Regions from separate parts of the Mus musculus genome. Here region 1 is linked to region 2. The links are chromatin loops, found by intact Hi-C in ENCODE. Cell type or tissue: left cerebral cortex. All regions are shown on one strand.

What was found. Peaks named below come from ENCODE experiments on the same cell type or tissue, not always from the same donor. Only the 100,000 strongest peaks of a DNase experiment are listed, where the experiment ranks them.
Region 1: it touches region 2 in a loop (8-fold over the local background); 14 of 42 quality-filtered maps call a loop at or near these places.

What each region holds. Positions count from the first base shown.
Region 1 is chr15:42,959,781-42,967,780 of GRCm38, forward strand. All of the region lies in intron 1 of Gm46505 (a long non-coding RNA gene), which reads right to left. Among named protein-coding and RNA genes, the nearest start is that of Gm46505, 19 kb to the right of the region's middle. In left cerebral cortex, a CTCF peak has its summit at 3,106 (motif pointing right); a DNase peak (open chromatin) is centred at 3,139.
Region 2 is chr15:43,529,696-43,537,695 of GRCm38, forward strand. No RefSeq gene overlaps it. Among named protein-coding and RNA genes, the nearest start is that of Gm41316, 30 kb to the left of the region's middle. In left cerebral cortex, a CTCF peak has its summit at 2,489 (motif pointing left); DNase peaks (open chromatin) are centred at 2,562 and 4,730.

The DNA of each region.
Region 1 (8,000 bases), 570 kb before region 2:
CATTTTATATGTCTGGTAAAATGGTAATCTCTTTCAGGCAACTGTAGGTCTGAGATTCAGGATGGATAGATCATTGATTCATTCATCCTTATATACAAACACTTATGATATATAGATGTCATGCTTTGTTGAGAATAGCTTACAAGGAAAAACAGAAGAATGCTTGTAGTGTTAGTTACTGTTCTATTGCTATGAAGAGACACCATGACCAGGCTAACTCTTAATTTTTTTTTTGATTGGTGACTTGCATATAATTTTAGAGAGTTAGCCCATTATCAATATGGGACACAGACAGGCTTGAATTCCATTGCCTAGTTACTTTTTGAATTTCGTTACATTGGTGTACATCTCAGAAACCAGACAAGGGCAGTAGCTGACAGCTTTATATATTGCTCCTCAGGCAGCAGACAGAGAAACAGACACTGAGCCTGGCATTGTAGAGGAATTTTAACCCAGCAACATGGCTGCTTTGGTAAGGGATCACATAAAGGCTTATATGATACATCTGGAATGCAGACATGTTCTGGATTACAGTAGATCTGGTTGGAATATAGACATGCTCTTACTACACACCTTTTAATCACCAACAGCAAAGGCAAGGGTTAATTTGTAGAAAGAAGCAACCATGTTTGAATGTGACATCTAATTGAGGGGCAGACAAAGTGGTGAATCAGAGAAAGATTTGACAGAATGAGTCAAAGATAGGATATGACCAACTCTCACAAGAACAAGAAAGAAGAAAGAGAGGCTACTTAAGAACAGCACAGGGAGAGACAATGAGCTAGACACAGGTGAAGACAGAAGAAGCCAGAAAATGAGAATGAGCCAGAAGTTTAGCAAATATTGCCATAGTTAGTATGAGACAAGTAGAACAATTCAATCAGCAACAAGAGAAGCCTGGTTGAGTCAGTGGCCTTGGAAGGTTAGATTGTATGGAGGCTAGATGCATCCAAGCCTGTGCCTGGGAATAGTTAGGACAGAGAAAGAAGTGCCCTGGGCTCAGCCTAAGCCGTATATTCACATAGCTTGTGCATGGCTCTCATCTCAACCCTATTTCCTCTCAAGAAAATAAAAGTGACCATTTACATGACATGAACTTTTGAAACCTCAAAAGCCATCCTCAGTAACATACTTCTTCCAAAAGGGCCACACCTTCTAATTCTTCCCTAACAGTTCCATTCCCTGGTGACTAAGCATTCACATAGATGAGCCTATGGGGCCATTCTCATTCAAACAGCCATGCCTGTGCTTGAGGGACTGTCTTCATTTCAGAACTGGGCAGTCCAATACGTCTTTCTGGGTACATGGCCTTATCAGGAATACAGCTTCACATGTGTTGTGATTTACCACAAAGGCTATACTATTCAATGAAATGGGATCCACAATGTTTAGTGCTCAGTAAGAGTCCTAAGTTAAGCTATTTGTCCAATCTTACAAAGGGGAAATGGCCAGGAACATTGATTCTGGGACTCCTTTCAACTCTGCTTTTTCTCTCATCTTCTGTATAGTTTAGAGGGGAGTTCCTCATAAGGCAGATGGTTTATAGTCCCACATGAGTCCCAATTCCAGCACAGTCTCACATGTTTTGAGGACACATTTGTTGGTTAAATCCTTTCTCCTTTCTGCACCTTGCTGGCTGTAGTGTAATCCCATAGCCAGAAAGGACAGCATCAAACTGAGTGAGTAGGGCTCAAAACTTTATAGACTCCTCTTTTCAGACACTTCTCTTGGTTAGAAATACCACTGGCCTCCAGTTGCTAATATGCTCTAGCCTGCAGAGCTTAATGCAGCGACTGGCCCTGAGAGAGGGTCTCACAGTTAGAAAGGATTCATGCCACAGGCAGAATAAGAAATTAAGAGCAAAGCCCAGATTTCTAACCAGTACTTTTCAGCATTATCTTTTATTTTCTCTTCATTTTGTTTTTGTTTTTAATGTTTATTGATGCTTTACCTGAATGTATGTCTGTATGAGGATATAGACATTATGGTAGCTCACACCTGTATGTCGGAAGCCCTAGACAGGGGTGACCTGCCATGATTGTGTGAGTTGCCATGTAGGTGCTGGGAATTGAACCTGGGTCCCCTGGGTCCTCTGGAAGAGCAGCCAATGCTCTTGACTGCTGAGCCACCTCTCCAGTCCCAGCATTAGAGCTGTAATAGCTTCTATTTATGTCTTGTTATGGCCCAACAATGGCTTGCTACATGCACATTGTTTGTATTAATCCTCACCAGTTCCTCACAGGGTGAAGATAACTTTTGTCTTTGTTTGACAGATAAAGGAACCGGAACTTAAAGAGGATAGAAAGCCTGGACACCAAGTGCCAGGAAAAGAATGAGAAAGTGACTAAGCCATTCAACGGAACAAAATTCCTGTGCATACAACATTTTTTCAAATGAGGTTTCAAAATGTGCTGTGTTCTTCTAAGACTATTCTTTAAGCCATTCAGTATAAAGGTTTCTTCACCCATTTGTTTGAATAGTCAGTAAGTTCAGTATATGCTGAATACTAAATGGGAGTTTTCATTTACAGCTATTCCTAAAGGGACCTGATTCTAGGTAGAACAAACATAAGTTATTTAAATTGTACGCTAATTTAATAGTGAATGTGGTCATGCCTCATGCTGAGCCACAGATGATTTTCAGTGATAAGAAAATATCAAACAAGGAATACAAATGAAAAGGACATGCCGGGAAAAGTATGGGAAAATGGCTATACCTTTTGATATAATTCAATGAAAATTAAATTGCTTTTAGTAGACAATAATAAAATAAACCAACCAGAATGACTAGACGGGAGAATGACTGCTCGATTTCAATTCATAAAAACTTCAAGTGGAATGAAATGCCAAGGAAAGTGATTATTTTTTTAATGTTGAGAAAACTAGTGGTTGAAAATTTATAAATGTGTGTGGTTTTATTCTTTGAAACTTACCCAGCCCTGTCATGATCTGAAATTTCAACTACAAAGTTCAGCCACCAAATATCCTCTTTGGTGGAAGTCAGAATGTAACAAAAATAAATAGAATCCCCGCAAAGTTGAATGCTTCAGGTTTAAAACCAAGGAGGGGAAATCTGGGTGTACATTTTGTTCTATACCGACATTAGCCACTAGATGGCGAGATATGATGCCAAATAAAGGCAGCAGAGGCCTTTAAAGCGAGGCAGTCGGCCGAGTTTGAGGCAACTGAGGGTTTAAACCGTGCTGCCTGCATGGAGAAATGATTAAGTTACCCTGCTTTTAATCTTTTTACTACATTTTAGTCATTTGGTTTTTTTGTGTTTGTAGGGGTGGAGAGGCGCGTGGGAGGCAAGTGGTTAGTGAACAGTTCACAAGAGTCCTTTCCTACCATCTCGGGAATGGAGCTTAGGTCGTCATCAGGCTTGTTGATATGTGCCTTTACCTGCTGAGCCATCTTGCAGGCCCAGAGTACTTAATCTTTTTTTTTTTTTAATTCTGTATTTTTTTTTATTCTCTCATTTATTTAATTTTAATATTTTTATTACATATTTTCCTCAATTACATTTCCAATGCTATCCCAAAAGTCCCCCATACCCTCCCCCCAAACTTTCCTACCCACCCATTCCCATTTTTTTGGCCCTGGCGTTCCCCTGTACTGGGGCATATACAGTTTGCGTGTCCAATGGGCCTCTCTTTCCAGTGATGGCCGACTAGGCCATCTTTTGATACATATGCAGCTAGAGTCAAGAGCTCCGGGGTACTGGTTAGTTCATAATGTTGTTCCACCTATAGGGTTGCAGATCCCTTTAGCTCCTTGGGTACTTTCTCTAGCTCCTCCATTGGGAGCCCTGTGATCCATCCAATAGCTGACTGTGAGCATCCACTTCTGTGTTTGGTAGGCCCCGGCATAGTCTCACAAGAGACAGCTACATCTGGGTCCTTTCGATAAAATCTTGCTAGTGTATGCAATGGTGTCAGCGTTTGGAAGCTGATTATGGGGTGGATCCCTGGATATGGCAGTCTCTAGATGGTCCATCCTTTCGTCTCAGCTCCAAACTTTGTCTCTGTAACTCCTTCCATGGGTGTTTTGTTCCCAATTCTACGTGTGCACATTACTTCTATCTTGACTTTTTCAAATTCTTGCCTAGAAATACTCAACTAAGACCCATTTCATTGCCAGGCTTAGATCCTGACAACTTCTTCTTTGTCAATTGCCTTTTTTAAAAAAAAATGCTTAAATTATTCATATATGTATGTAGGCATTTTATTTGCATTTATGCCTGCATTCCTGGTGCCAACATTGACCAAAGTGTTGGAGTCCCTGAAACTGGACTTACAGATGTCTGCTGAAAATTGAGCCTACGACTTCTGAAAGAGAGGCCAGTGCTCTTATCTGTTGAGCCATCTCTCCATCCCGTGTCAACCTCCTTTCAGAAGTTCAAGTCCATCCTACTGTTTGACAGAATCTCTTAACATTAGCTGTTACTTTTCTTCTGTCCTATTTATTATTCGCGCGCGTGTGTGTGCTTGCACGCGCGCGCACACACACAGTCCATATCATCTCCATCATTCATCTTGGCTTCCTCTCAAGTCCCTTCATCCTTGTGTATCCAAATTGTTTATCCGCTTCGCTGAGCCCCTTTGCAGTCACTCGTTCTGGATAGAGCGCTGCTGTGGTGGTTTGAATATGCTTTTTCAAGGGAGTAGTGCCATTAGGAGGTGTGGCTTCGTTGGAGTAGATTTGGCCTTGTTGGAGGAAGTATGTCACTGTGCAGGTGGGCTTTGAGAACTTCCTCCTAGCTGCCTGGAAGACAGGAGTCTCTTAGCAGCATTTGGAATAAGATGTAGAGTTCTCAGCTCCTCCAACACCATGCCTGCCTGGAAGCTGGCATGCTTCTGACATGATGATAATGGACTGAACCTCAGAACCAGTAAGCCAGCCCTGATTAAATGTTGTCCTTTCTCAGAATCTTGGTCATGGTGTCTGTTCACAGCAGTAAAACCCTAACTAAAACAAGTCCTCTGTTTGCCTACATGGCATTTCTGGTAGAATGCTCTGTTTCAGGTCTAACCTAAGCCAAGTAAGTATCAAGATATGAGAGCAACATTTCTTCTTAAAATAAAATGGGTGTGATGGATTATTTTACCTGTCAATTTTGACCGGAACAGAGGGCAACAATGTAACCAGTCAACCTTGATTGAGTGAATCTATGAAGATGTTCTGAAAAGACAGTACACATGAATCCACCACTGACAGAAGCTTTGCCTTTCCACCCTTACAAATGAAAGTTACATATTAGCCAGTTCACTGATCAAGCAAAACAAAGGAGCCCAAGAAAGGAAAATCTGTGCTCTCTCTCTCTCTCCTCCCTCTCCTCTCTCTCTCTCTCTCTCTCTCTCTCTCTCTCTCTCTCTCTCTGTATGTGTGTGTGTGTGTGTGTGTGTGTGTGTGTGTGCTTCACCCCCACTCCTCCTTCCTTCTCTCTCTCTCTCTCTCCAGAGACACCCATCTTCTTCCTTTGCCTTCAAACATTTCTTGTTCTCAAGCCTTCAGCCTTGGGCCTTAAGTTACACCATGAAATTCCTCGGTTCTCAGGCCTTTGAACTTGAAATGAATCGCATCCCTCATTTTCCTGGTTGTCTGGCTTGCAGGCAGTATACGAGAGCAGGAAGAATTATCAGCCAACATTATTGTATAATAACTATCTTTTCTCTATTCTCCTTTCTGCCTTCCTTCCTCTTTCCCTTTTCTCTTCCCCTTTCCTTCTCTCCTCCCTGCCTCTCATTTCCCTTTTCTCTTCCTCTCTCCCCTCCTGCCCATCACATCTCATTCTCTTGTACCCTGGGGAACTTTGAGTAATACAACAGGCCACATAAATGTTCCAGGAAGGCTGAAGAAGTGGGGCTTCAATAAAGTCCAGTTAAGCAGCTTACTCAAAGTTTCTCATCAATAATTGCTAAAAATAGAACCAGAGACTCCTGACACCTGACTTGGCACTCCACTTAGTCAATAGCATCTCTCTTTGATCATGAAATGAAAGAACAGAGTAGCAATTTGGGGAGAAAAGCCTGCCAAGCGGACTTAATCTTTCCCAAGTGCTATCAGTGGAACAAGAAAAGAAAAAAAATAAAGAAAGAAAAAGAAAAAAGAAAAATGAAAAACTTTCCTGCCTAGCCTTCCTGACATTCTATACTAGCTGACTTCAGGAAGACTTTATACCCCACAATGGAATTCTAAAAATTGCAAAGTGCAGGAAAACCTGAGGTTTTCCAAAGAGGCCTTTGTGGGGTGCTCCCAAGAAATATGTGAGTGGCATGTGTTGTTTCATATAGAAGAGCTCACATGATGCTCTCATGAAAGCTTCCCTAAGCAAAGACATCTAACTCATCTCATTCCTACTGTGCCTGGCCAATATTAGATGCTCAATATTTACAGAAGAAGTTGAGATGAGAGGGATGGGAGGAAGAAGGAAGGAAACAGGAAAGAAAGCCTGGAATCTCTATTAAAGGCTAGTATGACCTTGTTTATTCTTTTGTACAGTTGAGACAAATACAAGTCTGAGCTATCCTCAGTTTGACTTGTTTTAGGACTGGCCACCAAACAAAATGATTTGCCAGGTATCTCTACTCTACACTGAAAAATGACAGTCTCCAACATGTTGCTCAAAATTATCATTGTCTGGGGCTAGAGCAGTATCACTCCACCTTCGGTCCCTTTGGAGGTGAGTGGCCCTTTCACAGAGGCAACATATTATATATCCTGCATATCGAGATATGCATATTTGCATTACTCTTCATCACAGTAGCAAAATTACAGTTATGAAGTAGCAATGAAAATCATTTTATGGCTGGGGGCTCACCGCAACATGAGACTCTATATTAAGGATCTCAGCATGAGGCCGGTCAATAGCCACTGGTCTAGAGAGATGAATCAGTGACTGAGAGCATTTCCAGCTCCACATAGTGAATTACAACCATTTGTAACTCTGATGCCTTCTTTTGACCTGCATGGGCATACACATGGCACACAGATATACACACACACAAAACATGCATACACTTAAAAAGAAACTAAGATAATTTTATGTTGTTCACATCCTTTTTGTCCATATCTGTGTCAACTGTGATTTCTTCCTCAGAGGTCATGGGTGTCTGATGTTCACCCTCCTGCTATACAGTGCCTCTCTCTTTTAAAGGATAACAACATAGTTAAAAAAGATACCAAGATTTATTTTTATTTTAATTTATTTTAAAGGGTATTGTTGGGTCTGGGAATTGCCTCACAAACCACATGAATGCCAACCTCAGTGAGACAGGGATAGCCCTGTCTGAGCATATGACCCCAGACATACCAACATCAACCAGGGCCATGGTTCATATTCGGGAACTGAACCATGACCCCCAAGTTAAATCCTAGAGGATTTTGAAGCCCAAATTCCATAAACATCTGTGCCAAGTTATCTCACCAATCAGGATGTAGGGATAGGGTATTCCTTGGGAACATGTCTGTGTTGTATATTTATCCTGTTCCCATTGGTTGGGGTATTCAGCTGTGGCAGGGAACTTGCCTTGTCTAACATTCATGTCTCAACTTGTCTACCAGGATGTCAGTTACCAGGAAAGTCTTGGGAACTTAAACTTTACTCAACCAATACTCAAAATAGAAGCCTTATTTCCAATAGTTTCTAATATCTCTTATGTTGGGGTACATCCCATGGGCAGCTTTACCATAAAAGCTTATACACAGGGGCTGTTGGGTGGTTGCTTGGGCTCCAAGCTTATTTTGGATAACTAAAAACCAGTTCTACTGACTTCTATTGTGATTGTTTTCCTGGAGCAAAGAACATAACTGAGTATGTAATCAATCCTGGCATTAGAAAGTTTCCTAGTAACAGCAGAAACACATGAGAAAGTTTCTGCATAACGGCAGGCTAGCCAAGTAGTAACTGTTAACTAGGCCTTAACATTCTACCTAGATCTTAATATTTTACCTATGTCCTAACCCAGGAAAATTAGGGCATTTATGCATTTATACATATAA
Region 2 (8,000 bases):
ATTGAGGGATGGTGCTGCTAGGTACTAAGATAGAAGGCTGCAGTGAGCAGGACTCTTGGAGTGGTCAGTATGAAGATCGGATCGGCAGGCAGGAAAGGATAACCAAGAAACAGACCCATAGCTGGATGGACATTTGATTTTCGAAAGTACTGTTTGAAACAATGTGTTGGAGCAACTTTTAAAAGTACTCTGGAACAGTTACAGATAGTTAACAAAACAGCATGTGCTTTTATTTGGAGGAATTGGGTGGGATCAAATCCAGGGCCTTGACCTTGAACCCACACTTAGGCAAATGCTTTATCAAGTGAGCTACGCCCTACTAATTCTAGCATTTTGTGTTTTTGAAAGGTAATCCTGAGAGCCACTGAAATTGGAAACCCATTGTTATACTAAGTTGGTGGACAATGGAGACTTGTTGCTGTGGAGATCTGTATGTTTCATTCTTTGCTGCTTAACCTTTTTTTATGTTAGTGTTTATTGTATTATATTTTTCTCTTTTCGCTTTGCATCTTTTTTCTTTTATTTTTAACTCAAACTTCTTTTTACCACAAACCTTTTACCCCATGTATTTTATATTTTGGAGTATTTTTTTTCTTTTTAATTTAAGAATAGTTTATCACTTTTAAGTAACTATCACTTTAATTTCTCAGAAGTTAAGGTTAATTATTTCTATTTATGTTAAGTGCCCTCAATATCATGAGAAACATTAGACATTTATAAAGTAGCCTATTGATATTCATATGTAAATATTTTCCTGTAGGTCTATAGGTACACATCCATATACATTCATAATTGCAGGGGTTTTTTGCAACAAAATATTATCATCACCATAATGTAGGGAAGATACATGCTTTGTATTATAGTATGCAATACTGCTGCTCCACACAAAATAGCACAGCAGAAAGCAAGAATACAGAGTTCCTTAGCCATTGTTCTTGTACAGCTTATAGTAAATTTGGATATCTCTCAAAAACTAAATTAGAAGTAACCTTCATTAAAAAATGAGTGAATTCCAGTATGATATTTGCATCTCTATTGTTCACAAGAATATAAAAACTGTAAGAATTTAAAATTCATTTTAAAAATCTTATGTATATGGATGTTTCACCTGCCTTATTGTCTGTGCACTACATATCGAAGCCTGAAGAAGGCATCAGATTGTCTGGAGCTGGAGATACTGATGGTTATGAGCCATTTGGGTGCTGTGTATCAAACTCTGGTCCTCTCAAAGAACGAACAGTATTCTTAACTGCAGAAACATCTCTCCAGTTTACAAAATTCATTTTTAAGATGTTTAGATATGTGAGAAAATTCTCTACTTCTATCAAGTTACTGTGTAACTTTGGTGAACTTCCTTTAGCAAGGAAGTCACTATTAGGGAAGCTTATACAGTAACAGTAAAAAAATTATATAACAGAATGAATTAGAAATTTTAAGAACTGCCCATCAAATGTGGGATAAAGTATTGAGTGTCCTTTGTGACTTGAATTTATTTTCGAGTACCTCTTAGGCAAATGGGTTATGAATTACATGGAAGGGTGAGTGTGCCACATCTTCTGAGACCCCTTGTAGCTTTGGCTGTCCACAGCAATTGGCAGTCAAAGTGAAGGTCTCCAGAGTGCTAAGAAGGAACCACTGCTTTCAAATGTTCAGCTCAAATGACAACTGGTTTTGGATCTAATTTCAGTTTCCTGGCCTAACTGTCATTCTTCGTAGGTCAGAGAGGACCAGAGAAAATACAGCCCCATTGTTTGGTAACCCCTCAGTGACTTAAAACAAACTACTGGAATACAGATGCCTATCATTTTTGTAATTAAAATATTAATGAGGGGAATCAGGGTAGTGAGAAAATGTTGAAGATACATATATATTATGCGTGTATGTACACACACACACACACACATCTTTCTAAAAAGAACTTAAAAAGAACTCCAAATAGTACCTTCTACATGGTAACAAACAAACGATTGATCACCAGTAATAATCAAGATTGTGGGTAGCAAACACACCCTCCAGTGTCAGGAGCTCAGTTAGTGTGTCTAACAAGCCACCTGGTTGTCCAAAAATATGTTTTGTGAACATGTAGAATAATTTTGAAATAGAGTAATTAATGATGTATATTCCATATGACTCCAATTCCTGCACACACAAAAAAACATTATTATAAAGATTAGAAAGAAAACTGTTTTAAAGGTTAAAGAAATCAGTAAAAGGTGTTCAACAAAATATTTGTTTTCATTTTGAGGTAGGAAGCTATAGACTTCACATTCTTGATCATATTCTTTAGCTTCCCACAAGGAAATATTGACTATTCTACAGCATATTTTGTAGCATTAATAGCATTATATCTATAGTTGATATGTTAAAAATATCAATTTTAGTTGATTAGTTAAAATTCATAATTTAGTAATTATTGGTTTGAAATAACAAAGCTTTCATGTTAAGTTCTATACTATTTCACAAGCCTGTAGAAGTACGCCACCTAGTGTTTACCTTTTTTAAATTCTAGAACCCGCAGGCTAGGTTGGTATTATTTTTTTATTATTTTAAAATTTATTTATTCACTTTACAACCCCCTATCAGCCCTTGATCTCTCCTCATTCCAACTTCCCCTTCTCTCTGGAGAAGCCCCTGCACATCAAGTCACGGCAGGACTTGTCCCATCTTCTCCCACTGAGGACAGACAAGGAAGTCCATTTAGGGGCAGTTGATGTTATTTTAAACTACAAAATGTGGTCATGATTTATTCAAATCAATCCAGAGGTTAAAATAATTGTGGAACATTGTTATATATGTGCTCTAGCTTTTTGACATCAGACTTTCCTAAAGTTGTTATATATTTGATGGATGTTTTTCTTATTTGATTATCCCAATTCAGCAATTCACTTAACATGCCAACTTGTAGTAAATAAGAAATTAAGTTCAAGAGTTACAAGTTTTAAAGCCTTAGGATTAATTTGAATATATGATTATTAGTTAAATAATGTGAATAAATCAATACTTATGTGTATGTCTAACAAGGGCAGCGTCATTTATCCTTGGTGTGTTCATTGAGTTTATAAGTGTAATTGTATTAATTGAGGTCCTAGTCATTGAATATTGTCTGATGATGGAAATTTGCATTTTGGATGCACATTAGCCTGTATTCCAGTAGGAAACATTTTCAAATGTTAATACAAATGTAAATTTAAAACCCTTTGATTTGATCCCTGTGGCTTTTCAAGTAGTCTTGTGGTTTAAATCTGGAATAGTACCATAGGCTCATGTGTTTGAACACTTGGTGGCCAGTCGATGCTGCTGCTGCTTTACAAGTTCTTGGAACCTGTAGAGGGGAGCACTTGGAACCTGGAGGAAGTGCTTGTCTTGGGGCAAGACTTGAGATTCCATAGACAGGATCCCTTGCTCACCACCCTCTGCTTCATAATCATTTAGGCAGTGTTACCTCATGTTCCTGCTGGCATGCCTTTGCTGTGATAGACTGTATTCATTTCTAAAGCATGAACATAAAAAAAAATTAAAACAACCCTTCTTTGAATTTTCTTTTGTCATAGCAATGAGAAGAGTAACCAATATGCAGGCAGACATGCCCTGGAACAAAACGTCAAAACCTAAGGAGGGCTGGTTTTAAGATTTATTCATAGGGATGAAGTGTTGAGAATTGGTTCTAATGCTTTGTCTTAATTCAGCTCCCCAAATCACACAGGAATCTGCATCTCCAGATGCTAAGGGTCCCTATCCTCAATTGGTTTTTGATTAATCAATGAAGAGCCAAAGGCCAATGGCTGGGCAGGGTAAAAAAAGTAGAAGGACTTTTAGGATTCCTGGGCAAGAAATGCAGAAGAGAGAAGGAAGAGAAGTGCCATGACACTGAACCTGATGAGATTTCGGAGCTTCTGAAGAGAATCGTCCAGCAGTGGAGGTGCAGAAGGAAGGCAGCCCCATGGGAGGGCTGCCCAGAGGGAAAACAGGGCAGGAAAGGTACAAAACAGGTTTAGAAAGTGTTAACTGAGAAATACCAGAGGTGAGTGTGTGCTAGCTGAGGAGAGGTTTGGAAGCACCCAACCATTGAGCTGGTCATGGCGTATCAAAATATAAAGGTTGAATGTGTGTCTTTCATTTGTGAATCCAGAAAACTCTAACAGTGTTAGAAGTGTGATCACCACTAGGACCTCAGAACAGATTAACAATTCACCACTAAAATAAAGGTTTTTAATGAAGATACTGTTGCTTACGATGTTGAGTTCTCTAGGCTGTTCAACTAACTGGACAGTGCGAGAGAGAGAGAGAGAGAGAGAGAGGGAGAGAGAGAGAGAGAGAGAGAGAGAAAAGCATTAATATATACTAGAGATTGTGATAGAGATTTCATCAACATCGATAAAAAAACTTTAAAATTTGAATCCTGAGCTACTTACAACTACCAAAATCCTCAGTTCTATCTTTGAAAAAAAAAAAAATCCCTATTCCTCATAGTTCTTACAAATGGCACTTGTAAGAGCCGCAGTTTTTTTACTTCACGATTGGAATGTTTGAGGGCAGATGATACTGCTTACAAGATGGGCCACACTGAGTTCAGGTTGCTTGCTGAAGCAGCGCTTTCGTTCTCTGGTGGTCTCTATCTATGTCTTCTACCAACAAATGCAAAAGCTCCCAGTAAGAATGTCTCCTTTCAGTTTCCCTTCTCCTCAGGCATATACTTGTCCTAAAGAGAATGCTTAGGAAAGTGTGCTGACCTCATATTTTGTCTCCATGCCAACTGATGTCCACAAGGAGTAGCAAAGAAGTGCTAAGCTTCTCAACACTCAAACTGAGGTTATCAGTCTGTGAATTTAAATAGCAACATTTGAAAGTTATAGGCTAGGTTTATTTTTAATTGATTATGACAAATTTTGCTTAGAGCCCAGCAGGAACTCCTTGACAGCAGCTTACATTTTGCAGAAATTCAGAGTGAAAGATTTATGAAATTTCCCAATCTGCTAAGAATATGAACCAGACAGAAAAATTATCCACTAAGTTATAGTAAATGTCAGTGGCTTTAAAACAAAACAAAACAAAACAAAAAAACCCTTTAAACCCAAATTTATGTTTTAGTTCTAAAGGATATATACATTTTATTTATAATATTGCCTTATGGCTTTATGGTACCCAGAGTCTCTTGCAGTTGCCATGGGGAGCTCTGTTGTTCGTCAGTGCAGAGTTTTCTGCTTGGCACAAAATATATTTATGATGGCATCTGTGTTTGCTGGTTGTTGCATTTGCAGTGGAACTTGTATTTCAGCCAGTTGAAGAGAAGGGGAAAGAAAGCATATTAAACTTGACTTCTGGGCAATGAAACTGAAGCTTCTCGTTACTTGCATTGATTCATTCCAAGAACACAAAATGTAGCTGCAGTCGTGTTCCCTTGTTCTATACATGAGGCAGGCTTTTCTAATAATATAAAAACCCAGGAGATCAAGAACACTGTACTCTGTCAGTTGACAGGGCACTGGCTTTTAATTGGAATTTTAATATGGGGAATTAGTCCATATGGAAATTCTGAATTTTGTTTGCTTATTGAAGAGGAATCATCAATATCATATAATGCATCATTTACTTTAAACAAGGGGAACCTTTTTCAGATTTTTAAGGCAGGGTTTCCCTATCACCAAACCTAACTTTGAATGCTCGATCCTTTTCCCTCAGCTTCCCAAGGGCTGGGATTACACGCGTGTTGCTATATCACCCAACTGCAACTGAAAATCTAAATAAACTATCTTAAAAATTCAGCTTTCAGTTATAATGAAAGAACCAAGATAGGAAATGACAGTTAATTTATTAGAGTCTGCGATTTTTTCTTAAAAATAAATTTTGTTTTAGATTTACCATATATTGTTCAATCCAGTTTTACAAGTTTGGCTTTGTCTACTACATAGCCCTGTTTGATCATCATCAGACTATCATCAGGCATCCCAAGAGCAATCAAGACTATAGAAACACTTTAATATGGGTCCTTAATATAAAGAATTAATGCTTAGGTATATACATTATTTTCATTGTAATTTTGTAGATTTTTAAAAATTTCAATGTTTGCAGTATTAGAGACAGCATTTGATTCAACATGAACTTACAATGTTTCATGTCACAGATATGGTGGTACATATGTGTAAAAGGGGTGATAGTGATATCATTGTTGCACCTTGCTACTGAGGTTGTAGTCTACCAGGTCCAGACAGCTTTCCTGTGCTTGGCGGAAAATGGAATACTCCCTTTTCTTAGAGGGTCTTCATCTTCTCCACGACCTGTGGAGTTTGACCCTCAATCTTCGACCTGAGGAACGTCTCTCCATGGAAATGAAATATCCCCAGAACCTTAAGCCTCAGCCAATGAAACTCAGCCAAAGAAGAATCCCTTCCCTCTCTCTAAGTTTCCTTTTGTCTTGATTCAACCTGAATAAAGTGCATGTGCATAAGCTGTTTCACTGACCCTCAGCTAAAAGAGCCGCTTCGTTGAATACGGTATAAGAGCCGGTATAAGCGCCTGTAATACTAAAATCCTAGGAGAAGGCCTTCTCCTTGCTACATCCCCTGCCAGACCTGGATCCTGCCAACCCATCCATTTTAGACTGCCTGCCATTCTTTCCTACCTGGTATGCAGCAGTACCTGGACACCACAAGGTAAGAAGTGGAAAATGGAGCCACAGATAATGATCTCATTCTTAGATTTTGCCCTCAAGGAGCTTTCTTTTAGTATGAAAGATAGTCAATAAGAAAGAAAATTCTTCTTTTTTTTTTTTTAAATCACTAATCAACTTTCCAAGATGTCAATGTAAGAGTGAAAGTCCAGCATCTCATAACTGAATGCTTATGCAGCACCTTCAAACGATAATGAAACTAAGGGTTGGGAAATTTTGTGATCCCATGTGGGAAGAGTTATGCTTTTCTTATTTATTTATTTATTTTTAAAGACAGGTTTTCTCCATGTAGTCCTGTCTGACCTGGCTGGAATTTGCTATGTAGACCAGACTGGTTGTGAACCTCTGCCTCCCAAGTGCTAGGATTAAAAGTATATGCCACCTTCCCAGCATGTCCCACCACTGCATGACATGCCCCATTTATAAGGAGGAGAAAACAAAACATTTTAAAGTGATAGGTTTTATGTCTTTCTTGCTAGGAGCGAGGTTAAGACCCAGAATTTGTATAGTAGAACAGGAAATTCCAATATACTTTAAAACATATAAGAGATATCTGTAATTTCCATCTACTATAAAGTACCTGTGGGGCAGTTTTTTTGTTTGTTTGTTTTGTTTGTTTTTTTTTGTTTGTTTGTTTGGTTTTTTTTTTTTTTCGAGACAGAGTTTCTCTGTGCAGCCCTGACTGTCCTGGAACTCACTCTGTAGACCAGGCTGGCCTCAAACTCAGAAATCTGCCTGCCTCTGCCTCCCAAGTGTGCCACCACACCCAGCTCTGTGACAGTATCTTTATTACTACTACTTTGGAAATATACAACTAAAACCACTGGGGATTTTTGTTATAGACTATAACAGCTAAAGAAAATCTAAAGAGAGTGTTAAGTATGTGACAAGCTTTCTTTTAAAGATAAAATACATGATTTCAAAAGTGACATCAATTCTTACATTTTTTTCCCTTATCTTAGAAAAATGATTTACTGACCATAGTTTTATGGAGGAGAATTAATTGGTTTAAATTTTACTATTGTCTTCTATTTCTATTTTTTTATTTTAAATAATCATGCTCATTCATTAAAATATTTATCTCTGCTCATTTGAGCACTTAAAATTCCATGGCAGTGTTCAGTAAAGTCTGGTAGTGGTTTTCTTGTGTGATAGAACATTATGAATCATAATTTTCTGAAATAATAAAAGAATCTTAAAATCTTATATGTAATAGATTTTATGTGCTACTGATTAGAAGGTTACTTCTGATCTTTTTGAACAAATAACCTCTTTCATAATACTGCATGATTTTGATACCTCAAGTATTTAAGCTTATTTTCTGGTTTTTTTA